Regions from separate parts of the Homo sapiens genome. Here region 2 is linked to region 1. The links are chromatin loops, found by intact Hi-C in ENCODE. Cell type or tissue: natural killer cell. All regions are shown on one strand.

Region 1 (8,000 bases):
ATTGCTGCTATAACAAATAACCACAAATGTTTTGGCTTAGAACAATATGAATGTATTCTGTCATTGTCCTAGAGGTCACAAGTCTAAAATTGGTTGTGATATGGTTTGGATTTATGTCCCGGTCCAAATCTCATGCTGAATGATAACCCCCTTTGTTGGAGTAGGGGCCTAGTGGGAGGTGAACAGATTATGAGTGGATTTCCCTCTTGCTATTCTCACGATAGTGAGTGAGTTCTCATGAGATCTGGTTGTTTAAAAGTGTGTGGCATCTCCCCCTTCACTCTCTCTCTCTCCTGCTCCACCACGTAAGACGTACCTGCTTCCCCTTCACCTTTTGCCATGATCGTAAGTTTCCTGAGGCCTCCCCAGCCATGCTTCATGTACAGCCTGTGGAACCATGAGCCAATTAAACCCCCTCTCTTTATAAATTACGCAGTGTCAGGTAGTTCTCTGTAGCAATGTGAGAAAGGACTAACACAGGTTGGAGTCCTGCATTCCTTCTGAAGGCTTCAGGGAAGAATCGTATCTTGGGCTTTTCCAGCTCCTGGAAGCCACCTGCATTCCTTGGCTCATGGCCCTGCATCTCTCCAATTTCTGCTTCTGTCATCACACCTCCCTCTCTGACTCCCCTTCCTCCCTCTTTTTCCCTTATGAGGACTCTTGTGATCATATGGGGCCCACATGGATAACCCAGGATCATCTCCCCATCTCAAAATTCTTCCTCCTTTGAGTCTCTTTTGCCATGTAAGGTAGCATATTCACAGGTTCCAGGGATTAGGAGGTGACATCTTTGGGGGCCATTATTCTTCCTACCACAGGAGGTGAGGGAAGGCTTCTCCCAGGAGCTGCCACTTGAGAGGAGACCCACACGACAAAAACAGATGAGGGGGACAGGCTGCAAAGATCCTGGACCTGGCAGAAGCCTGCAGATTCTGAGGAAAATGCCAGCATGACTGAAGTGAGCAGCAAGCGGGGGCTGGAGGGGGAGGCAGGGCCCAGGTCCCTCTGCATTGCGGGAGCCAGAGAAGGAGCGCAGATTTCATTCTGAGTGCAGTGGAACGTGGGCAGAGGGCTGGAGAGTTGTGTTCTCACTGGGCTAACTTGTACATGGATGAAGACAGTTTCTCTGGCAGTTGTTTAGAGCAGTGCTGTCTGGTAGAAATACAATGTAATCAGATTTGTCAGTTTAGATGTTCTAGTAGCCACATGTTAAGAAGTAAAAGGAAACAGCTGAAATTAACCTTAATAAAACATTTTATCTTTACCCAATCTATCCAAAGTATTATCATTTCAACGTGGTATCAATATGGAAAACTTATTAATACGATATTTTATATTCATTTTTGTACCACATCTTCAATATCTAGTGTGGGTTTTATGCTTGAAGCATACCTCAATTTGGACTGGCCATATTTCAAGTGCTCGACAGCTACATATGGTTGGTGGCTACTTTTGGATAGTACATGTCTAGGCACTGTTCTCAGAATCCAGTGCAAAGTCTACTCAAAGGTGTTCAGAAAAGCAATGAACAGTGCATTGTCACGGAACATATGGGCCACCTGTCACTCCCATCAGCCATCCCCAATTCCAGAGGTTCTGAGTAGGCCACAGGAAGTAGGGGATGGAACAGGAGATTCTAGAAAGGATGTGTCCTCTGGTGAAGCTGATGAGGTTCAGCCACAGACTCTGATTAGACTCTTGCCTGGCTGCAACCTCCGAGAAACACCCTGTCTCTGTTTATTTCATAGATATCTAAGTTCACCTCTGCGTTCACCCTTATACCTTTAATCCTCAAGGGAGTTTCAGCCAAAGCCCGATTTTTTTCCCATTTCTTTATAGATAGGGCCATTTATTCAACTCATTATACTAATATTACTGAAAACAAGGGCAGAGGTTAAGAACAGGAAAAATTCAATGAAGCAATGAGAGGGTATCAATTGCTAGGACAAGAAGTATATTCCAGGCACTTTTAAGCTATACCCATGCTCTCTTGAGCTCTTGCTGTGACCCTGATATTAACCATAAAAGTATAGCCCAAAAAGCTTGGTACCAAAAGAGCATCATGTATATCCATTTAGATTTTTACAGTGATATTAAAAGGGGTTATGAAACAGAAAATAAAGATCTGAATTAAACATTTAGGTCATGGTGGTTTTGCATAAAGTCTAGTATGTGAGAAGCATATTCGATACTGCACAAGACAATAAAAACAATAGCAATGTTTATTAGAATATCCTATTTAGAACCAGCAATCTGTGCAACATACTCAGCTTTTAGGAGATGGGCTGGCCCCGAGTTTCTTTCCGATGATGGATTTGGTGGGCTGGCATCTTGACCCTGTCATCCAGCCTGCGGGTACCATCAAAAGGCAGCTTGACCATTTTTGATATGTAGTGACAAAAGCTCTAATGTGTGAGTACAAAGGTGCCTTCTGTGAGTGCTTTGGTGCTTTAGCGCTTCAGTCAAATTACCAGTGGCTCTAATTAGTGTTCCTGAAATCTGGAGCAATCTATATCTGCATTCCAAAAAGGGGTGGAATGTTTCCCTCTGATAACACATTAGTATGAGTCCTTCCTAGATGGGTGTTCTGAAATTATAAGGACGTGATAGTGTGGAGGAGAAGCAGTTACGATAGAGAAACCTGTTGCTTTGAAAATCAGCAGTGATCTTTGCAATCAGCTGATTAATAAATATTTATACAGTACCTATCAAGTGCTACACTCTGAAAAAAATAAGTATGCAATGATAAATCACAGTACGGGCACCAATGTGGTTCTGACCTGGAAGCGAGTAGACCTGAGCCCTGACAGCCACTTACGATTGCTGCTATCTTTGGTTTAATCATTGTATAGCAGAGACAATAGTTATTGTCTCAACCAAGATTCATTTCCCTAGGACAAGTTACTTTATCTCTCTGGACCTCAAGATTAAGAGGGTCTGAAGGGATCATGCTGGTGGTGGTAATAAAAATAGCTTCACAGCTGGGCGCGGTGGCTCACGCCTGTAATCCCAGCACTTTGGGAGCCCGAGGGGAGCGGATCACGAGGTCAGGAGATTGAGACCATCCTGGCTAACAAGGTGAAACCCCGTCTCTACTAAAAATACAAAAATTAGCCGGGTGTGGTGGCAGGCACCTGTAGTCCCTGCTACTCGGGAAGCTGAGGTAGGAGAATGGTGTGAACCCGGGAGGCGGAGGTTGCAGTGAGCGGAGATCGCACCACTGCACTGCAGCCTGGGCGACAGAGCAAGACTCCATCTCAAACAAGCAAACAAAAAAATGGCTTCACATACTGAGGTGTATAATTGTGCTAAGTACTTTAATGCGAATTAACTCATATATTTCTAAAGCAAACTCAACTAGAAGATGGGTTCTGTTAGTCCCAATTTATAAATGAGAAAGCTGAGATTTAGGTTGTGTGACTTACCTGAAATCAAAGAACACCGACTAATGCCAGAGCTGAGATTCAGTAGCAAGTTTTAGAGCCTGTAAAGCTTCCAATCGGCACCCCCGGAAGCTCATCCCAGCTGTCACATTCTGTGGATCTGGGGACCTTAAAGAATCATCAAAAGATTGCCTGGGGAAACGAAAAGGTTGAAAACTGATGGGGGAAACCATATTTCAGGGAAATAGGGACGAGGCATTAGCAGAGCTTCAGAGAGGAGAAACATACCATCGTCTGTGGCTCAGAGAATTCAGAACCTAACTACATCAGAATACCGTGATGCTGAAATGCAGTGTGTCTTTCTGGGACACACACCGATAAATCAATGCTGAGATCTCAATTTGTGTTGACGTAGTGATGGTCATTCAGCAAATGAGCCTTCACATAGCAGGCAGTGCCACCCGGAAAGGCACTTCAAGGTTGCTGTATGACAACTAGTCTCACCTTCTCAACCTTTTCATTTTATACCAGTGTCAGCCACAGCTGGAGGACTTGTGAATTTCACTTTAACTATAATATTTAGTGAGGACACACACACACACACTCACACACTGGCACCCACAAAGTCTTCACTTTGAAACAAGGGTGGGTTTGGTTTCCTTCACTTATACAACTGATGCCTACCAGGGATATTTTTGTTTAGACGGCTCATTGGCCACAAACCGTTTCATTATGTGTTGCCCAGTTACCTTGGCTTCCTGCACATTCTTTTGAGCAGATAGTTCATCTCCTTATCTCAAAGAATTGTTTCCCCAAGTGTAGCCCTGGAGCCAATAGCTTTGATACCATCGAGGCAAGAAGGCATTAAACCACCTTTTTTGTAATTGTCTTAGTCTTACTTTTTCATGTCTGTTTCATGAAAAGTTGATGTGGTTAGATTTAAGCTGGGCCTCGCTGAGGGTATCATCTGTGCCTGGGGTTACCCACATCATCACGTGGCTTACCTTCCTTTGCAGTATGGTGATCTTATCTTCTTTGCTGCTTCTTGCCATAGAGCAACCAGCTCCTTCTAGCTCCTATGTGTGTGTGCATGCATACAAGTGTGCATTCGACATGCGTGGAGGCTTGCTCGTGGCAGCAGCTTGTAAAATGACACTTTACCATTCAGAATGAAAACTGGCTGGTTGGGGGCCTTTGCTATACTCTTAGGGGCAAACGACAACAACAACAACAACAACTCCTTCATTGGCTTTTCCATTTGGGAACTTGGAGCAAAGTTTTCCTTAAGTAGATGCATTTCTGTGTAGTTTAAAGTAGTAATTCTTTTGTTCCCTCTGTGTCCCAGTAACTGAGCTGACAACCCAGGGTACAAAGATGAATATGACTGAGTCACTGTCCTTGAGAGAGCCTCAGGACAGCCATAGGAGAAAACATGTTAACAAATAGCTAGAATTCAACTCAGGAAGGGCAGAGAGGTGCCAGGAACAGAGTTCTCTGGGAAGACAAGTGAGGGGACTAGGAGAGAAGAGCCAGAGGAGGCTATGAAAAGGAGCAGGCATTTAAACTCCATCCTCAAAGTCAAGTGCAGGTTTGCCAGTTAAAGAGGGGAAGATATTCCTGGTGGAGAGAATAACCAAAAAAAAAGTAAATGAAGATGTGAAAGTGTGGGCTATGTTTCCTGTGCCCTGAGCAGAGTAGGTATATTAGGGTGAGGCTGTAGAAAGATGGGCCAGCCCAGCTGAGGAAGGACTTAGTGCATTATCCTGAGATGTTTAGCATTCAGGGTATGCTTTAAGATTCAATCCAACAAGTGCACCAGAGACCCAGGAAAAGCAAAAAGAGACATTCACGGACCTTGCCAAAATGGAGAACTTTGCCTTCCCCAGCAAGACAGGGCTGTGCCAGCCGTTCTGTCCCTGGTTCTGACTCAGCCTTTGGCTTTCTTTTCATCAGTCATTTAACCCTCCGAGAACCTGGCTTGCCACGGTCAGAGTGTGAATCTTGAAAGCGTCCTTGACCCCTCCTGACAACTGTAAAGTCATGGGAAGAATTGCTCTTGTAACTCATCTTGCCCTTGGGCAGCTAGTGGACATTTGACCATGACACGTGTAACAAGAACAGTTGGTTTGTGTGGCTGCAGCAGCCACATCACAGGGAGAGGGAAAGAGCTCTCCGCCTGGGAGAAAAGGCCTTGGGAACTGTGTGGGCTCTACCACTCTGATACTGAATGACCTTGGACAAGTTATTTCTCTCCAGGCTCCGATGTCCTCACCTGTAAAATGAGGTACCTGGACTTTATGGCTACTAAGAGGCCTTTTCTCCCTTCTACCGTGTCTGATTCTGCCTTGACTCTTTAATTTTTAGGAAGTTAGAGTGCAGGAGACTGACCAGGGAGCGTCTCTGCTTAACATGGGGACTCTGAGATTTGTGCATGTTTGTGCTTTGAGCAAGGAAAAAACAAATCACCAAGTGGCCCAGCGAGGTTGTTCCTTCTTCCATTTCCTTGCAGCAGAACAGCAGGGGGAGGGAGAGCGGCAGAACCCAGCTTCTTGGCTGAGTAGATCTTGGGTTTGGACATTTGGAGAATTACCTTAGGAATGGAGTTTCACGAGGGGTGTGGTGGGTGAACGAGAAGGGTGGACAGAGAAAGAGGCTGCTGCAGGATGCAGAGAAAGAGCCCACGTTTCAAATGAATACAGCCAGCCCCAGCTCTTCCACCACCCACTCTCACTCAGCAGATGTGGCGGGCTGGCACTCACTGCCCATCTACTTGAAGCTTCCTGGGCTGCGTGTCTTCTTTATCCACCCGATCTTCTACTTTGAAGGCTGAGAACTTTCAGCTCATATGGATTGAGGACTTCTTAGAGCTCCTCTGCCCCAGGCACCAGTTTGGGTTTGGGAGGGGGTGACCATGACAGCCCAGGACCTGTGTGGAGGGTCGGGGGAGGGGTGTGACAGCAGCACAGGGCATCCGTTCAGGTAGAAGGGGCAGTGAAGGGGTCAAGAGCATGGGTTTTGACATCATAAGATCTGCAGTCCAATGCTCACCACTGACCACTGACCCACTGTCAGCCTTCTGAAGCTGCTTCATCTCTACAGGCCTGAAAATGGAAAGTGCAAGTAATGAAACTTCATGTAGGACTCTTGTGAGAACTAACTCAGGAAGCAATGCTTAACGCTGTATCTGATGTGTACTAAGTGGCCCATAAATCATAAATGGTAGCTTTGAAAATATCTATTATGATTAATGCTTTGAACAGTAAGTTAGGGTCAAGATGTAGAAGTTTCTGTTTGCTGAGACTAGGTATTTGGACTTTATCCTGCAGCCCATGGGCAGCCAAGGAAGATATTCCTGCAGGGATGATATTAAATAAATTGCTGTTTGGGGAAATCTTCACCTGTCATCAGTTTGGGGAGAAAGGAGGAATGTTGGCAAGGAGGCTCTGTCAGTATCCAAGCAAAGTGGACGACGGCCCTGGGGTGGTAGAGAAGGGAAGGGGGTGGAAAACACAAATTCGTGAACTTTAGAAAGGAAGATGGCTGAGGAGCAAGGGATGGGTCAGCTTGGCAACCACAGAGAAGGAAGAAGGGGTCAAAGATATGTTTTGAGAAGGCATCCGTGATGGCAGTGACCCAAACTGTAGTGCGAGGGGAGGAGAGACAGTGCTGTTCTCTCTCCTGGGGGAAGGCCACCATCTGGGATCACTGGACCCAGGTCCCACGCCCCCAAGGGCACTGCTTGGCACATTGATTCATTTGTATCCTGCTTTTCTCAAAAAGGTTTGAGGCTGTTTTACACCAGATACAGTGGATGGTTTCTACTTTCCTCACAAGTGACAATGAGCTGAAACTGTGACAACCAAAAAAAAGGAGATAAAGGGCGGAGCACAACATCATGACGGGGAGGAGAGAACGAGGGCAGAAAATGGACTGACCAGGTGTGTGGAGGGGTGTTGGCTCCACCTGTCCACTTGTGGCCTTCGAATTATTCCATCATTTCTAATCCACTCCCTTTGCGAGGGAGGAATCCCTCCAGGAAAAACAGAAAAACCAGGTCTTTCTCAATAGCATTTTTACTCTTCCTTTCCTGTGCAATGTCAGAAGCAATGGCAGGGGCCTCCTTCTCCAGAACCAATACAGCCCCCAAGAAAGGAGAGAGAGAGAGGGAGAGAGAAAACAAGAAAGAGCCACAGAAAGGGAGAGAGAGACAGAGAGAGCCCATTGCCAGTAGGCACTGCCAGGCGAGCTGCTGGTTGGATGGCTGTGGCCGCGGCAGCCACAGGACGATCCAAATTGTGGCTTTGCTTCCTCTCTCTTTCTCTTTGGTAGCACACAATCACTCAGCCCTAGATTCCTCTGTGTTTCATACCCAGGAGGTCAGGGAGGGCACCTTGTAGTGCCTGAGGCCCCGAGAGGGTTCACAGCCACCTGAGAAGTGTTTGCAGTCTATGGGTGTGTGTTCTTTCTCCAAGCTGTGTCAGCTGTGGGATGGCGTGGAGAGAAAACAAGAAAAAGTTGTTTCCCTCAGCTCTCTGCTGAAAAAATGCTCACGGGGAGTCAGTCAACATTTGGTAAGTACGCTGAATGTTTTTACTTTCAATGCCTAAATTTCTCTGG
Region 2 (8,000 bases), 180 kb after region 1:
AGCACAAACCCATCTTCCTCTGAAACAAAGCCTTTAACGGACATTAATGACATTTATAATAAATTTATACTTTTTTGTTAGACCAACTTAGTAATTCATTTATAACTTTCATTGCCACAAAGCAGTACTATGATTCCGGACACAGTGGTTTCTTTGAAACCTATCCAAACCCAAAAAAACCCTGGAAGCTAACAGAACGCTCAGGAAACAGATATATATATATATATATATATATATATATCAATGGGATATATAGGAGATATAAGAAAATTAACATCTAGATTTTGAGGATGTTTAAGCATATCTGAACTTAGGACTGGATTTACACTTATATCAGCTTCTCTTTTTATTGCAATCTGTACGCAGAGGAATAAAAACGTAGAAGAAACAGAGATGCCAATGTGTTTAAAACAAGAAGAGAGTGATCACTCTACATTCACTTTCAGTGATGACACTAAATTTTTTACACTGATTTCTTTATCAATTCTGTGGCCAGGAAGTTAGTGCATTTGTAGTCACATGGCCCTTTGGATTATAATTGACATCCACATCTATACATTATAAGGATGAAGATTTTTAAGCTATTCAATTAAATATTTTCCTTTGACTGCCAAAATCCCTTGCAATGGAATGTTCTCCACCCAATCCACTTCCACTTCTGGGAAAACATGTTTTTCTATGTAGGAGTGATAGCTCTTTCCCTTCTTGATTTTGTATGTCTCCTAGGCATCAACTCCAGCTCCTACTGTCTTAAATAGTTAATAGCCAAGGATACTGATTAGAAGGCATATTGAGGAGTGGCCGGGCATGGTGGCTCACGCTTGTAATCCCAGCACTTTGGGAGGCCGAGACGGGCGGATCACTGAAGGTCAAGAGTTTGAGACTAGCCTGGCCAACATGGTGAAACCCCATCTTAACTAAAAATACAAAAAGTAGCTGAGTGTGGTACTGTGCACCTGTAATCCCAGCTACTAGGGAGGCTGAGGCAGGATAATCGCTTGAACCTGGGATGCCGAAGCGGCAGTAAGCTGAGATCACAGCACTGCACCCCAACCTGGGCAATGTAGTGGGACTCCATCTCAAAAAAAAAAAAAGAAAAAAAAAAAAGAGGTAGGATATACTAGATTAAGGTTTGGATTCAGTGGAAAGGCCTTAATCTATAAATCTTTTATTTTACATTTTCTTCTTAGAGGAAAGGGGAAGGAAATTATATGCTAGGCAATCCAGACACCTGTAATATCGGGGTCTGAGGAACAGAGGCTGGAAAGTAGACTGCAGTTCATACCTATGGAAAGATAGGGCAGGGAGCCAGGCAGATTTTCTTAGCTTGATATTTTTTAACCCCTGCTCTGTGCCTAACATTGTGTAAGGCACATTGCAGTATAGGTAATCTAACTTATATTCCTCCCTGTCTAATAGTTTAGTCTGTATCTAGGAGAAAGGACACACACATTTGAGGAACTTTCAGTAATGAAAGAATTGCAGGAAAATGCAGGGCTATGAAATTTTGCCATTTCAATGGCAAAAACCACAATTACTTTTGCACCAACCTAATAGAATATGTGTTTAAATGCTGTATGAGTTGGGAACATGTGTGGTGAGCTGAGCTTGCTCTGGAAGGGTAGCAAGAATTAGGTGTGATCAGGGATGATTGTGTAGATCGGTCTGACTGGAGTAGAGTATTAACAAGGAAAAGGGAGACCAGTAAGAACAGAGAGCAGGTTTTGGCTTTCTCTCATAACCAATGTGGAGCCACAGAATGTGTGTGAAAAAAAGCAGTGACCTATAAACAATGTTTTTCTGCCACAGTCATTTAGTTAGGGTTATGTGAATCAGATGTTCCCTGCTCCAGTCCCTTCTCTGAACCCAGGTGACATTTTTATCCTTAGTTAGAACTACTTCTGTGTGTGCTCCTGTGACCAACTACGTTAAAAAAACAAACAAACAAACAAACAAACAAACAAACAAAAAAACGCTTATTGGGAAGGAGAGATCTGGTCCGAAAAGAGAAGGCTCTTCTGATTATTAAAGAAAAAGGATGTTCACTTTTTCTCTAACTCCACGGTGTTAAGGTCTAATTGTAAGACCCGTTCTTGCCATTTCATTAAAATCAGAGGCATGGAATGTGCAGTGAAACTTGAAAAATACATAAGCACTTTGAATTTTGCGGCTAATGGTTCTCCTTGCTTTCTTTCATTCGAGCTGCTAATTGGCTGCAGGCTACTCTGCTACCCTGGGAGCCTCTGTCTTTCCAACCCTTTTAAACTCAGCTACAAATAGCTTTATAAAAATTTAAACCCCAAATTCCAAACCTTGCTCACTCCTTAGGTAGGCAAAGTCAACTGCAGTGACTATTACTTTTTCATCAGCACAAAGAATTATTTCCCTCATGTAGCTGGACAATTATGGTAAGAGGACAACTAAGCATCCTTTTCTCATTATGGATATTTCTTAATTTCCTTAGAATATGTTTCTGTCGTTTTACTTAAAGAATACCAAGGTCCTGATGAGGCATTTTCATTGGCTGCGTGTTCTTAGTCTCCAGTATAATGAATCATATTGAGTTAATTTATCTCTCTTTCTCTTACACCATGTCTTTTTGTGTCGACAAAACTGAAAATTCACTTTCCCTCACCAGGTTGGGGCGTCGGGATAATTGATTGTTACCAGTCTCTGCTGTTAGTAGACAGGATAACACCAGTGCCTCTAGAGAACAGGTGAAAACTAAACTCTGTCCCCCGAGGCCAATGAAATAGCTGTTTGGTCCCTTGTGTGAAACTTCCTAATAACTTAACTGGGCAGCCTCTGGGTCCCTGGAGGGTTTCTCCACAAGAGTATTCCCTCTCTTTGTTAAGATTGCTTATTAAAAATGATTTTATAATGAAGTTGCCTCAAATAGCAGCTCTTTTCCTGGTTGTCCTTGAAGCTGTGGTGAAGAACCTTAGAGACAACTGTCTAGGGTTTTCCTCCTTGTTAAAAAACTTCTCTCTTACCACTCTTGCTCTTGATTTTTAAGGAGACAAAATCTAACTGACACAAGTCCCTCTCCGGCTGATTATGTCGCTTCAAACATTGTGCAAGGCATTATTGGTAGTTCAACTTGTCATTCGGGCTCAGGAATCGAACTGATCTACGTGGAGTGAGGACAGTTAAGTCTGCAGTGGAAACAAGGCTGTAGGGCTTCCCCCTGAGAGCAGCAGCCAAGGAATGCTGCTGTCATGCTGTCACAAACTCTGCCCCTGACTCTATCAAAACAATGATTTCCAATTATTTCATCTCTTTGGTCCTAGATTTCTTCTATCTATAAACTAACCACTTTCCTGCCACAAGAGACTGTCATGAAGAGGAATTAAATTTAAAAAAAAAAAATAGAATCATACTCTTTGGGCTGGGTGCAGTGGCTCATGCCTGTAAACCCAGCACTTTGGGAGGCTGAGGCAGGTAGAGCACTTGAGCCACAGAGTTCAAAACCAGCCTGGGCACGTGGCAAAACCCCATCTCCACCAAAAAATAAAAAGAAAATTAGCTGGGTATGGGGGTGCATGCCTATAGTCCCAGCTACTCAGGATGCTGAGGTGGAAAGATTGCTTGAGCCCAGGAGTTTAAAGCTGCCGCAAGCTATGATCACACCACTGCACTCCAGCCTGGGTGACAGAGTGAGACCCTGTCTCAAAAACAAAAACAAAAAGAAACAAAAAACGAACTATACTCTCTGCTACCAATGGCCTGTATAAATTCAAAAACTTCTAATACATGTAGGCAATTAGGAGAAAAATCGGTTTTTTATTGTCCACACCATAACCTTAACTTCTCGGCTTGCAAGGGCTTAGATGTGGTGATGTATTTAACATAAAGAATGATAAAGCACCCGGCAGGGAGGCTCGCTGTCAGAAATATCTGCCTCCGATTTCGTTTCTCAGTGGCCAGGCATTCTCAACAAGCAACACAGGAAACAACAAACCATATAAAGTTGTTAGTGACAGATTCAGCTTGAAATATTTTTCTAACTTTAAGGCTTGTCAGGCAGTAAACCTGCAGAGCAGAGAACTCAAGGTGTGGCTTGGCACTTGTTTTGCTTTGCAGTGTGAATACAACAGAACACCAACAGTAAGAGGGACGATTGTGAATCTTTTAGGGAAGAGAGCCCAGTCTTGTCTAGTGGTACCAAGACTCACTGTGTGCTAAGAGTGTGATAAAAATCTGTCTTGGCTAAATTCTATTCTCTGAGATGAGGTATATTAGAAAACACCAGCCTTACATTCGGTAATTCCTGCTCCTGCACAATAAAAAAGAAAAGTAAGGAAAAAGAAAAACTGTGGCTTTCTCTAGAATTTGACTGTGGCCTTCTCTAGAATCTTCTGATTCTACCTCCTTAGAAACAAGGTGGAATCTTCTCATTCAACCTCCTGTAAGGTTTTCTGTCACCTGAGGAGTCTAAATTCTAAGTATGGCATTCGAGGCCTTTTACAATCTGGTCTTAATCTTTCCACTGCTCTTTTCAGGACTTCTCCCATGCAGGCAGTGTTTGCCATCCTCAGTGATCTGTTCCCAGGAGATTCCATGCATGGGCATACCTCGGTGCCTTTGTATCTGTAGTATCTTGTTTGTCCTGGAATGTCCTTCATCATCTTCTGCACCTATAAAGTCTTATTGCTCCATCAAAGGCCAACACAAGTAGCATCTGCCGTGCAAAGCCTTCTCCAATTCCACCTTGTTAATTGCTGCAGCCCCCACAGTACATTCTTAAGGTGACAGTATAAAATGTATTGCAGAATAGTTGCTGTTTATGTAGCTTTGTCCTACTAGATATTCTTTAATTTTTTTGGCCGGGTGTGGTGGCTCATGCCTGTAGTCCCAGCACTTTGGGAGGCTGAGGAGGGGGGATTGCTGAGTCCAGGAGTTCAAGAACAGCCTGGAAAACATAGGGAGACCAGGTATCTACAAAAAAAAAAAAAAAAAAAAGAAAGAAATTAAGTAGCTATGCATGCTGGCACACACCTATAGTTCCAGCTACTTGGGAGACTGAGCTGGGAGGATTGCTTGAGCCCAGGAAGTCAAGACTACAGTTAGCAGAGAGTGCACCACTGCACTCTAGACTAGACTACAGAGCAAGACCCTGTTTCAAAAAAAAAAAAAAAAAAATTATCTTTGTATCCCTTGGGCTTAACAGAGTGATCAGTATCTACTATGTGCTCAATTAATACCCGTAGATTTTAAATAAGTGTGTCTGTATGTGTGTGTATACATACACAATTTTATGACCACTCTTGTTGCTCATTTCAGTTTGGCCAAAAATAATGATATTTTCATTGTTAACAGCTATAAGAAAGAATAGGCTGGGTACAGTGGCTCACACCTGTAATCCTAGCACTTGGCGAGGCCAAGGCACACAGATCACTGGAGGTCAGGAGTTCGAGACCAGCCCGGCCAACATGGGGAAACCCCGTCTTTACTAAAAATACAAAAATTAGCCGGGCATGGTGACAGGCGCCTGTAATCTCAGCTACTAGGGAGGCTGAGGCACGAGAATTGCTTGAACCCGGGAGATGGAGGTTGCAGTGAGCTGAGATCACACCACTGCACAGCGAGACTCAGTCTCAAAAAAAAGAAAAGAAAGAAAGAATAGGTATTTATTACTTGAAATTATATTGTGAGATTTGCATTATAATAGTTTGGAAACTGATACTATAATTCAAAGGGCTGCTTGACATCTGGCAATTTACCATATGCATTTTGAGTCTCAGTATTAGGGCTAAATTTTAGGGCTGATAGCTTTAAAGTTTCTTTCTGCAGTTTGTAAGATTTAAGTCAGAATCTTATCGAGAGGTTTAAAAATACTTGCCTATCTTTCTAGATATGAAGAATGTGTTAATTTTCTGAGTGACCTCTTGAACACCATTTGTTTGCATTATCCATGTAAATCAGATGATCGAATCTATAGAGTAAAAGGTAAAGGGACCATTTTCAGTTACCATTGGCATCTACATTTATGCAAAGTAGGAAACTACCTACTAGAAAAGAGAATTGGCTGACCTTTCCAAGAATGAAGGGTGTATCCTATCAAGGGAAATATCCTGTATTTGTCCAGTCTAGAGAAGAAAAAGTAATCCTAAAATGTTTAACAGTTTCTGAAGTAGATGTCCTGATAATCCCAGATTACTTATTGAATTTTAAGGTAAATTCTGGAAAGAAATGACATTTATTTGTTCAAGGTCAGAACACGTGACTTGCTATGTTTGTCTGGTCTAGAATGTAAGTATGTTTCCTTAGTTTAGCAGGAACCAATAATTTCAAAACTATTGTCCACCTCATCAGTGGCTGCACACAACCACAGTTTCTGTGCTCTTTTCCTTGGAATTCTTTTAAAAATGTCCTTTAGCCTTCATATGCAGCTTCCTCCCTACTTTTGTTTGTAACTTTTTCTTGAGTCAAAACAAGAGGAGCAAAATTATCCCCTGCAGTATCAATTGCTTGAGTGGAAGCCTTGCTCATAAATGAGAGGATGAGATGTGACCCAATAAAAGAATCTATTTTAATTTTAATTTATTTCCTGGTGGCCTTTTATGCCTCCTTAGGCGATGACCTAACCAATTCTATCTTAACACTGATTTTCTTCTTCCAAGGTCAAAAAGCACTTTGGAATTATTGTAAAAAGAGAAAAAAATGTCCCTTGCCTGTAACGTAAAGTCCATCTCTTCTTAGGAAATTTAAATCTTACTTTCTCAGCTTCACAATAATTCTTTTCTCATGAGGCGTCTATTAGCAAGCTAAATGAGAACAGGATGAAGGAAGAAGATCTTTTAGGCTTCTGAAGTTGATTTTTTGATAGAAAGGCCATCTCTTATAGCCTCCTTCACCCATTTTCTTTCTCAGATGGGAGTCTTTAATAGCACAGTGAGAGGAGCTATCTTCATTTTGTGCTGCTCTTTCACACAGCCAAGTGCAATCAAAGTAGAAGCTGTCCTAGAAGGCCTATGGTTTTTGATGTTGGAAAAGGAAAAACTGTTACTATCACACACACATCCTCACCACCATCCTCCTCTCCTCCTGCTCCCACACCCCTCAAAAAAGAGTCCTGCCTGGTATCTCTAAATCAAAGAACTTTCCATGGCCTGATTTGTGGAAGTTACCTAATCCTGTGTATAATTGGGGTGATTTGAGAGACAGGAAGATGTTCTCATTTTCACTAGGGGAGCCACTCAGGGACAGTATCATTTAGGAGAATATGTTTTTATTGCCCTAAATTGCTTCACCTGAGATTCTGTTGATACGTTTCTCTTAGGTTAGATTTCTAATGAACAAAATGACCAATATGGGACTCATTCTCACAGATTTTCCTAGTGCTTTACCTACTCTTTAGTGGTCAGTGAGTTCTTCCTCGTTCTATCCCAGAGTCTTACTTACAAGAATTCTGGAGAGTTGGGTTAATTATGCCACTGAAATGTAGAAGAGCCAACTTCTCACATTCTGTGTGTGACCAATCATCTACATATCGTACATGATTCTTCTATTATTTTCAATAGCAAAGCCTCATTATAAAATTTCTCATATTGTGGCCAGGTGTGGTGGCTCATGTCTGTAATCCCAGCACTTTGGGAGGCTGAGGTGGGTGAATCACCTGAGGTCAGGAGGTCAAGATCAGCCTGACCAACATGGTGAAACCCCATCTCTACTAAAAACACAAAATTAGCCGGGTATGGTGGCGTATGCCTGTGATCCCAACTACTTGGGGGGCTGAGGCAAGATAATCACTCGAACCTGGGAGGCAGAGGTTGCAGTGAGCCAACATCGCGTCATTGCACTCCAGCCTGGGCAACAAGAGTGAAACTCCGTAACAGCAACAACAAAAAAAGTCTCATTTTGTACCATTACCATTAATTTAGCTCACCTTGCAATGCTAGAGTTTTTTAAAAACTTCTGGAACTAACCCTCTTGGCATAAAGGCTAAGTTGGGTCTATCTCACATTGAAGAAAGTGAAGTTCTACCATATTCTGATCTA

What was found. A loop is a pair of places that touch in the nucleus more often than their neighbours do. Peaks named below come from ENCODE experiments on the same cell type or tissue, not always from the same donor. Only the 100,000 strongest peaks of a DNase experiment are listed, where the experiment ranks them.
Region 2: it touches region 1 in a loop (4-fold over the local background); 5 of 110 quality-filtered maps call a loop at or near these places.

What each region holds. Positions count from the first base shown.
Region 1 is chr15:60,841,024-60,849,023 of GRCh38, reverse strand. The region is part of intron 1 of RORA (RAR related orphan receptor A); the gene reads left to right. LOC124903500 (a long non-coding RNA gene) reads left to right here. Exons shown (of 2, transcript XR_007064666.1): 2 at 1-1,273. Among named protein-coding and RNA genes, the nearest start is that of RORA-AS4, 81 kb to the right of the region's middle. In natural killer cell, no CTCF peak of the experiment used is centred here; DNase peaks (open chromatin) are centred at 4,023, 4,373, 7,253 and 7,683; H3K4me3 peaks cover 562 bases; H3K27ac peaks cover 2,861 bases.
Region 2 is chr15:60,663,309-60,671,308 of GRCh38, reverse strand. The region is part of intron 2 of RORA (RAR related orphan receptor A); the gene reads left to right. Among named protein-coding and RNA genes, the nearest start is that of RORA-AS2, 14 kb to the left of the region's middle. In natural killer cell, no CTCF peak of the experiment used is centred here; no DNase peak of the experiment used is centred here; H3K27ac peaks cover 941 bases.